Linked DNA regions of Homo sapiens: region 2 is linked to region 1. Evidence: chromatin loops called from intact Hi-C (ENCODE). Cell type or tissue: chondrocyte. All regions are shown on one strand. Links, peaks and the distances in the headings refer to the core of each region. The heading gives the core; the rest is flanking DNA. Region 1 overlaps CD82 (CD82 molecule). Region 2 has its middle 44 kb from the start of PRDM11.

What was found. Peaks named below come from ENCODE experiments on the same cell type or tissue, not always from the same donor. Only the 100,000 strongest peaks of a DNase experiment are listed, where the experiment ranks them.
Region 2: a loop joins it to region 1, with 7 times the contacts of the local background. A loop is called at or near these places in 42 of 110 quality-filtered maps.

What each region holds. Positions count from the first base shown.
Region 1 is chr11:44,619,999-44,622,897 of GRCh38, forward strand. It overlaps CD82 (CD82 molecule), which reads left to right. Exons shown (of 10, transcript NM_002231.4): 10 at 1-360. Among named protein-coding and RNA genes, the nearest start is that of CD82-AS1, 16 kb to the left of the region's middle. In chondrocyte, for the core only: a CTCF peak has its summit at 1,320 (motif pointing right); DNase peaks (open chromatin) are centred at 513 and 1,313.
Region 2 is chr11:45,101,478-45,104,376 of GRCh38, forward strand. It overlaps a transcript of PRDM11 not described here. Among named protein-coding and RNA genes, the nearest start is that of PRDM11, 44 kb to the right of the region's middle. RefSeq lists enhancers at 1-246, 247-785 and a silencer at 1,581-1,875. In chondrocyte, for the core only: CTCF peaks have their summits at 1,809 (motif pointing left) and 2,058; no DNase peak of the experiment used is centred there.

The DNA.
Region 1 (2,899 bases), core at 124-2,623:
AGATTAGCCTAGGCCATGCCCTAGGGACACGGCCTAGGGGAGCTGGGCTGGAGGGGGTCTGCCTGGGTAAGGGGATCTGGCTTGGCCCTGAGCTGCTTAGGGACAGGTGAGTCCTTGGGGGCATGGCACAGAGCTGGTCCTGTATTCTCCAGGGTCCGGAGCTGGCCAGGGGCGGGGAGGAGGAGGATGGCTTCTCCTGGGAGAAGGTGGGCTGGCCTTTCTTGGCAAGCGGTCCTCTGGCCCCTGGGGAGTGGGGTGGGTGAGGCTGTGCCTTGTAGGGGGAGAGGGGAGGGGGCTTTGTGTGCACCATTCTGTAAAACACACTCAAGATTCTAAGACTATTAAAGAGGATTTATAACAGTCTAGTCTGGAATGGTAGGGATGCTGCTTCCTGGGGCAGGGGAGGACCCAGGGCAGAGGGTGTGAGCAGAGTGGCTGGGTCTGCTGGAGACTGCTGGACCCCTCACTGCTCTGCCCTCCCCGCAGGCATCTGCTTCTGCAGCCTGAACCTTAGGACCGTGATGGGCCAGGCTCTGATGGGCCTGCCTGCATGCCGGGGTGCCTGGAGTTTGATTTGGTGCTAAGAGAGGTATAGATTGTACCTCTCAATTCCTGCTTCTGAAACTAGGGTATGGGTGCCCCCAGAAGCTGCACAAAAGTGGGCTGGTGATGGGGGACAGGGAAGCCACAGGATAAACTTGGCATCGCTTTCTAGAGCATCCGTTTCTGCAAAGATTTGTGGAAGGAAACATTTTCATACTAAAGAAATGTGATGGAGTAAGATGTGCAGAATTCAGGGGACTTTTTAAGATGAAATGTGAGACTTTGGGAGGCTGAGGCAGGTGGATCACTTGAGGTCAGGAGTTCGAGTCCAACCTGGCCAACATGGTGAAACCCCATCTCTCCAAAAAATACAGAAATTAGCCGAGTGTGGTGGTGCACGCCTGTAATGCCAGCTACTCAGGAGGCTGAGAAAGGAGAATTGCTTGAACCCGGGGGATGGAGGTTGCAGTGAGCCAAGATTGTGCCACTGCACTTCAGCCTGGGCAACAGAGCGAGAATCTGTCAAAAAAGAAGAAAGGAAGAAAAAGAAAACGACAGAGAGAGAGAGAGAAAAAGAAAAAGAAGCTTGCTCTTACTTGTGCACGGCTCTGACGACTGAGCCCCAGCATGCCCCTTGCCCGGCGTCATGAAGTCCAGAGGGCACTTGCCCCACCTTCTCTCATTTCTGGAGCCAGTGGGGAGGGGAACTCTTGCCTCCCTGCAGTGGGGCCAGGCGGGGCGGCGGCTAGAGTGGTGTTTCAGCAGGGACCACCAGGCGGCGCTGCAGCCTCAGCCTAGGAGCCCGGCAGAGCCCAAAGGTTCCGTGGTTACTCCCAGTTTCGCCAACGCGGGGCCTGCCAGCGTCCCACTCCAGTGGAAGCACTTGTGAAAATGCAGATTCCAAGGCTCAAGGATTCTGGCGCTGCAGATCTAGGGTGGGGACAAGGAATCTGCCTATTTGCACCCCTTTGCGTTGATTCCGGAAGATTTTCAGACCTGGAGTAATGTCTGTCCCAAGCCACGTGATGACCTCTCAGCGAATGTGGCAGCTGAGGAGGTGTCAGCGGTGGGGTCGGCTGTGGGTCCCTCTGTGGCCTTGGTCGCCTCCCTCTGGGATGGGGGCAGGAGAGGAAAATGTCGATGGTTCCACCTGGCCTGACTTCCCTGGCCCCCCACAGCTTCCACCCTCAGGAAGGGTAGCAGAGAGCTGTTGGGTGTCTTTTCATAAATGCTTTCTCACTGGGAGCAAGGGGACCTGAGTTTGAGTCCAGCTGCATCTCCATCTTCCTGTGCGACACGGGGCCTGGCAGGCTGAGGGTGGGCTCAAAGCTGTTTGCAAAATAGAGGACTGAGAAAACGTCAGAAGTTAGCGAAGGGGTGGGCTGCTTCCTCTGACACGTCCATCCTGCCCAGAGCTCACAGCTGGAAGGGGCCAGAGCCAGGATTTGAACCCCACGTATCTGACTTCAAAGACCATCCTCCTGGCTCCACTGGCTCCTGCCCTTCCAGATTTCCCAGAACAGCCCCAGGACGTGTGTAGTGTGAGGCTCTGACCCTCGCTTTTGTGAAATCTGGTCACTGTGAGCTCTGAGCCTGCTGGGTTCCTCATTTCAACCTCCTGGGGAGCACCCAGTTTCAGCAACCCACTTACTCCCAGCCTGTGAGGTTTTGGGAGGGAGGGAACATAGACCCATGTCTAACACTCAGAATCGTCCCTGCAGCCACTAATCTGTCCCATGCCCATCTGGGGCTTCCACACCTTCCAGCTGCCCTCCCTGGGCCCTCTGTGGGCTGCCATCTCTCCTGCCAAGGGCCCTGACAGGCCCAAAGGACTGGCACATGGGTACCATGTGGAGGAGAGTACAAGGGTGCTCCTTGGCAGTGCCCACCCACAGCTCCCTGGGGCAGCCAGGAAGAATGGCTGGAGCAAAGGGTTGCTCTTTGGGCTCCCGTGGGAGGTTAGAGACAGTGCCTAGGATGTGTTCAGGGAGCTGGACTTTGGGGGGCACTGATTGGCATGGCCACTGACCAATAGGTATGGAAGTCAGGCCTGAGCTGGAATGGGATCCTTACGTATGGATTGGCGGGAGGTGCAGGAGCTCTGAGAGATTGAGCTGGGGGGGAATTTTCAACTGGTGTGGAAATATTTCTCCATTTTATTCATAATAACTGGTATGGCTGGCTGGGTGAGTACTGGTGAATGGCAGCCTGATACATGTGCACATACATGCATGCACTCTCTCACACGCACACACTCGAGGCCCTGAAGGCCCCTGAGGGCTCAGTCCATTCCCAGCTGGGAGGAACCCTAGCTCTTCTTCCCTGAGACTAAGCCATGGGTGGCCCGTAGTGAACA
Region 2 (2,899 bases), core at 252-2,751, 480 kb after region 1:
CCCAGGAGGCTGAGGTTGCAGTGAGGTGAGATTGCACTACTGCACTGCAGCCTGGGTGACAGAGCAACACTCTGTCTCAAAAAAAAAAAAAAGAAGAAGAAGAAGAAGAAGAAGAAGAAGAAGGCGTTCAGGGCTCAGAGCTAGAGGCTGAGCAGAGGAAGAAGAAGGCGTTCAGGGCTCAGAGCTGGAGGCTGAGCGGAGGAAGAAGAAGGCGTTCAGGGCTCAGAGCTGGAGGCTGAGCGGAGGAAGAAGAAGGCGTTCAGGGCTCAGAGCTGGAGGCTGAGCGGAGGAAGAAGAAGGCGTTCAGGGCTCAGAGCTGGAGGCTGAGCGGAGGAAGAAGAAGGCGTTCAGGGCTCAGAGCTGGAGGCTGAGCGGAGGAAGAAGAAGGCGTTCAGGGCTCAGAGCTGGAGGCTGAGCGGAGGAAGAAGAAGGCGTTCAGGGCTCAGAGCTGGAGGCTGAGCGGAGGAAGAAGAAGGCGTTCAGGGCTCAGAGCTGGAGGCTGAGCGGAGGAAGAAGAAGGCGTTCAGGGCTCAGAGCTGGAGGCTGAGCGGAGGAAGAAGAAGGCGTTCAGGGCTCAGAGCTGGAGGCTGAGCGGAGGAAGAAGAAGGCGTTCAGGGCTCAGAGCTGGAGGCTGAGCGGAGGAAGAAGAAGGCGTTCAGGGCTCAGAGCTGGAGGCTGAGCGGAGGAAGAAGAAGGCGTTCAGGGCTCAGAGCTGGAGGCTGAGCGGAGGAAGAAGAAGGCGTTCAGGGCTCAGAGCTGGAGGCTGAGCGGAGGAAGAAGAAGGCGTTCAGGGCTCAGAGCTGGAGGCTGAGCAGAGTCACAGGCTCTTTGCCGAAAGCCTGTGTGACCTGGGCCGATGTGTGTTTAATGATCCCCAAAGGCTCTTCCTGTCTTAGTTTCTGGAAAGCTGGCTTTCCCGGGGAGATGCTAGCTGGACACAGATGAGGAAAGACTAAAGTTCAGCCTTGCAGCACTCCCTGGGGCCGGCATGAGGGGAAGCACCCCAGCTGGGGCCCCAACACTGCCCTCTGCAATCCAGCCACTCCCAGGAAGGGAGTAGAAGAGCAATAACGTCTTCTGTGGGAGCCTCCTTCACACCGTGCCACAGCCTCCTTCCCCCATACCACCCCAGTCCATTAGGTCCAGCCCCCCTTGCACCGTGCCACAGCCTCCTTCCCCCCTGCCATCCCAGTCCATTAGGTCCAGATGACCTGTGACACACACCCTGGGCCCCCAGCCCTGTGCTGGCCGCCCTGGTGGATGCTGGAAACGCCAGGCGAGCCTCTGGCCACAGAAGGTGGTGCCTGGCCCATTGCACAGGGGCAGCCAAGGTAATCAGTTCAATGCCAGAGCAGTCAGGGAAGGCTTCCTGGGAATGGCAGCAATTGGGCTGGGCTTGCCAAGCTGATTAGTGTGAACTGGTCGACCGAGGAAGGGAGAGCAGGCCTGATGTACAGAAGAGCAGATGCAGAGAGACAGGCAGGACTGTTTACCCTGGAGGGGGAAGGCCCACTCACTGTGTGGGCAGGAAGCTGACTCAGAGTGTGATGAGAGTAACAGAGAACCCAAGTCTCTCTACTCCCAGCCCAGTGCTCATATAATCGTGAGCCCTAGCCTTGCATTTTCATTCTCTTGTCTGGTCATCACTGGACAGTTGCCTCTGCCATGTCTACTGGACAGGACTCAGGATGGTCACCAGCAGCTTTCCCCTGCATCCCTCCCCAAAGCCCAGAAACCCTGACCACCCCGCCGGGCCTGCCTCCTCCCCGGCCTTGGAGCCCAACCTGGACTCTGCAGTTGGTCCTTTGGCGCCATCTGATGGTAGACATATGAAACTACAGCAAATGGGGGGACTGGTGAAGGAGGAAAAGTTGGAGGAGGAAGAGGAGGAAGATGAGAGGGAGATGAGGAAAGAGGAAGAGGAAATAACTTGTATAGCCTATATGGATCACCATGTGCTTTGGTAGAGACAGAAAAATCTAGGCCCTACCGTTTTGCAGCTTTGTGACTTTGAGCAGTTCACAGTTCCTCCCTGAGCCTCAGTTTCCCCATCTGTAAAACCAGGAAAAATAACCCAAACTTAAGTGTTAACCTTTGGCAGGGTATTGACCAAGAGGGAGCTTGAGGGGGCCTTTGAGGGTGTCAGAAATACTTCTGTCTTGATGGTCACACGGTTTTAAAAAGTCATTGAGTTGTACACAAAGTTTGTGTACTTTACTGTATATATAATATATACATTATATGTAATACTATATATAGTATATATAATATAAACATATAATATATAACATATATATTATATATAAATTATATATATAAAAATTATACCTCAACAAGAAAGGAAGCAATAACACTAATCTACCTTTAACGGTGAAAACCAAGAGAAATCATGTAAGAAAGGGGCTTAGCTCAGGGCCTGGCACCAAGTCAGGATGCATTGAGGGCGATGGTTATCCCTGCTGTCACTCAGCACTTTCAAATATAGCTGTGCTTTATTTTGCAATGACCCTGTAAGTTGACTTACTTTTTATAGCTGAGGGATTGAGGCTTGGTGAAAACTTGCTCTAGATGATCTAATTCCGTGCCCTAGACTTTTTCGCCTGGGCATAGCCCTCAAGCTAGGATAGGCTGAGCAGGGCCCAGGGCAACAGAGCTGTGTGGACAGGCTAGCCCTCAAGGGCCACTGCACCTGGCAAAGCACAAGACCAAAATGTTGTCCACTTGTTCCCAGGAGACCTGGCTCTTCCAGGTGATGAGGCACCAGAGGAACTTCTCTCAAGAAAGCAGGCATCAGCTGGCCAGAAGGAGTAAGGGCAGAAGAAGGCAGCAGGGCAGCACAGGGCACAGGGCTGGACAGGCAGATCTGGGTCTGAATTCAGGATCCTCTGGATGAAAGGGG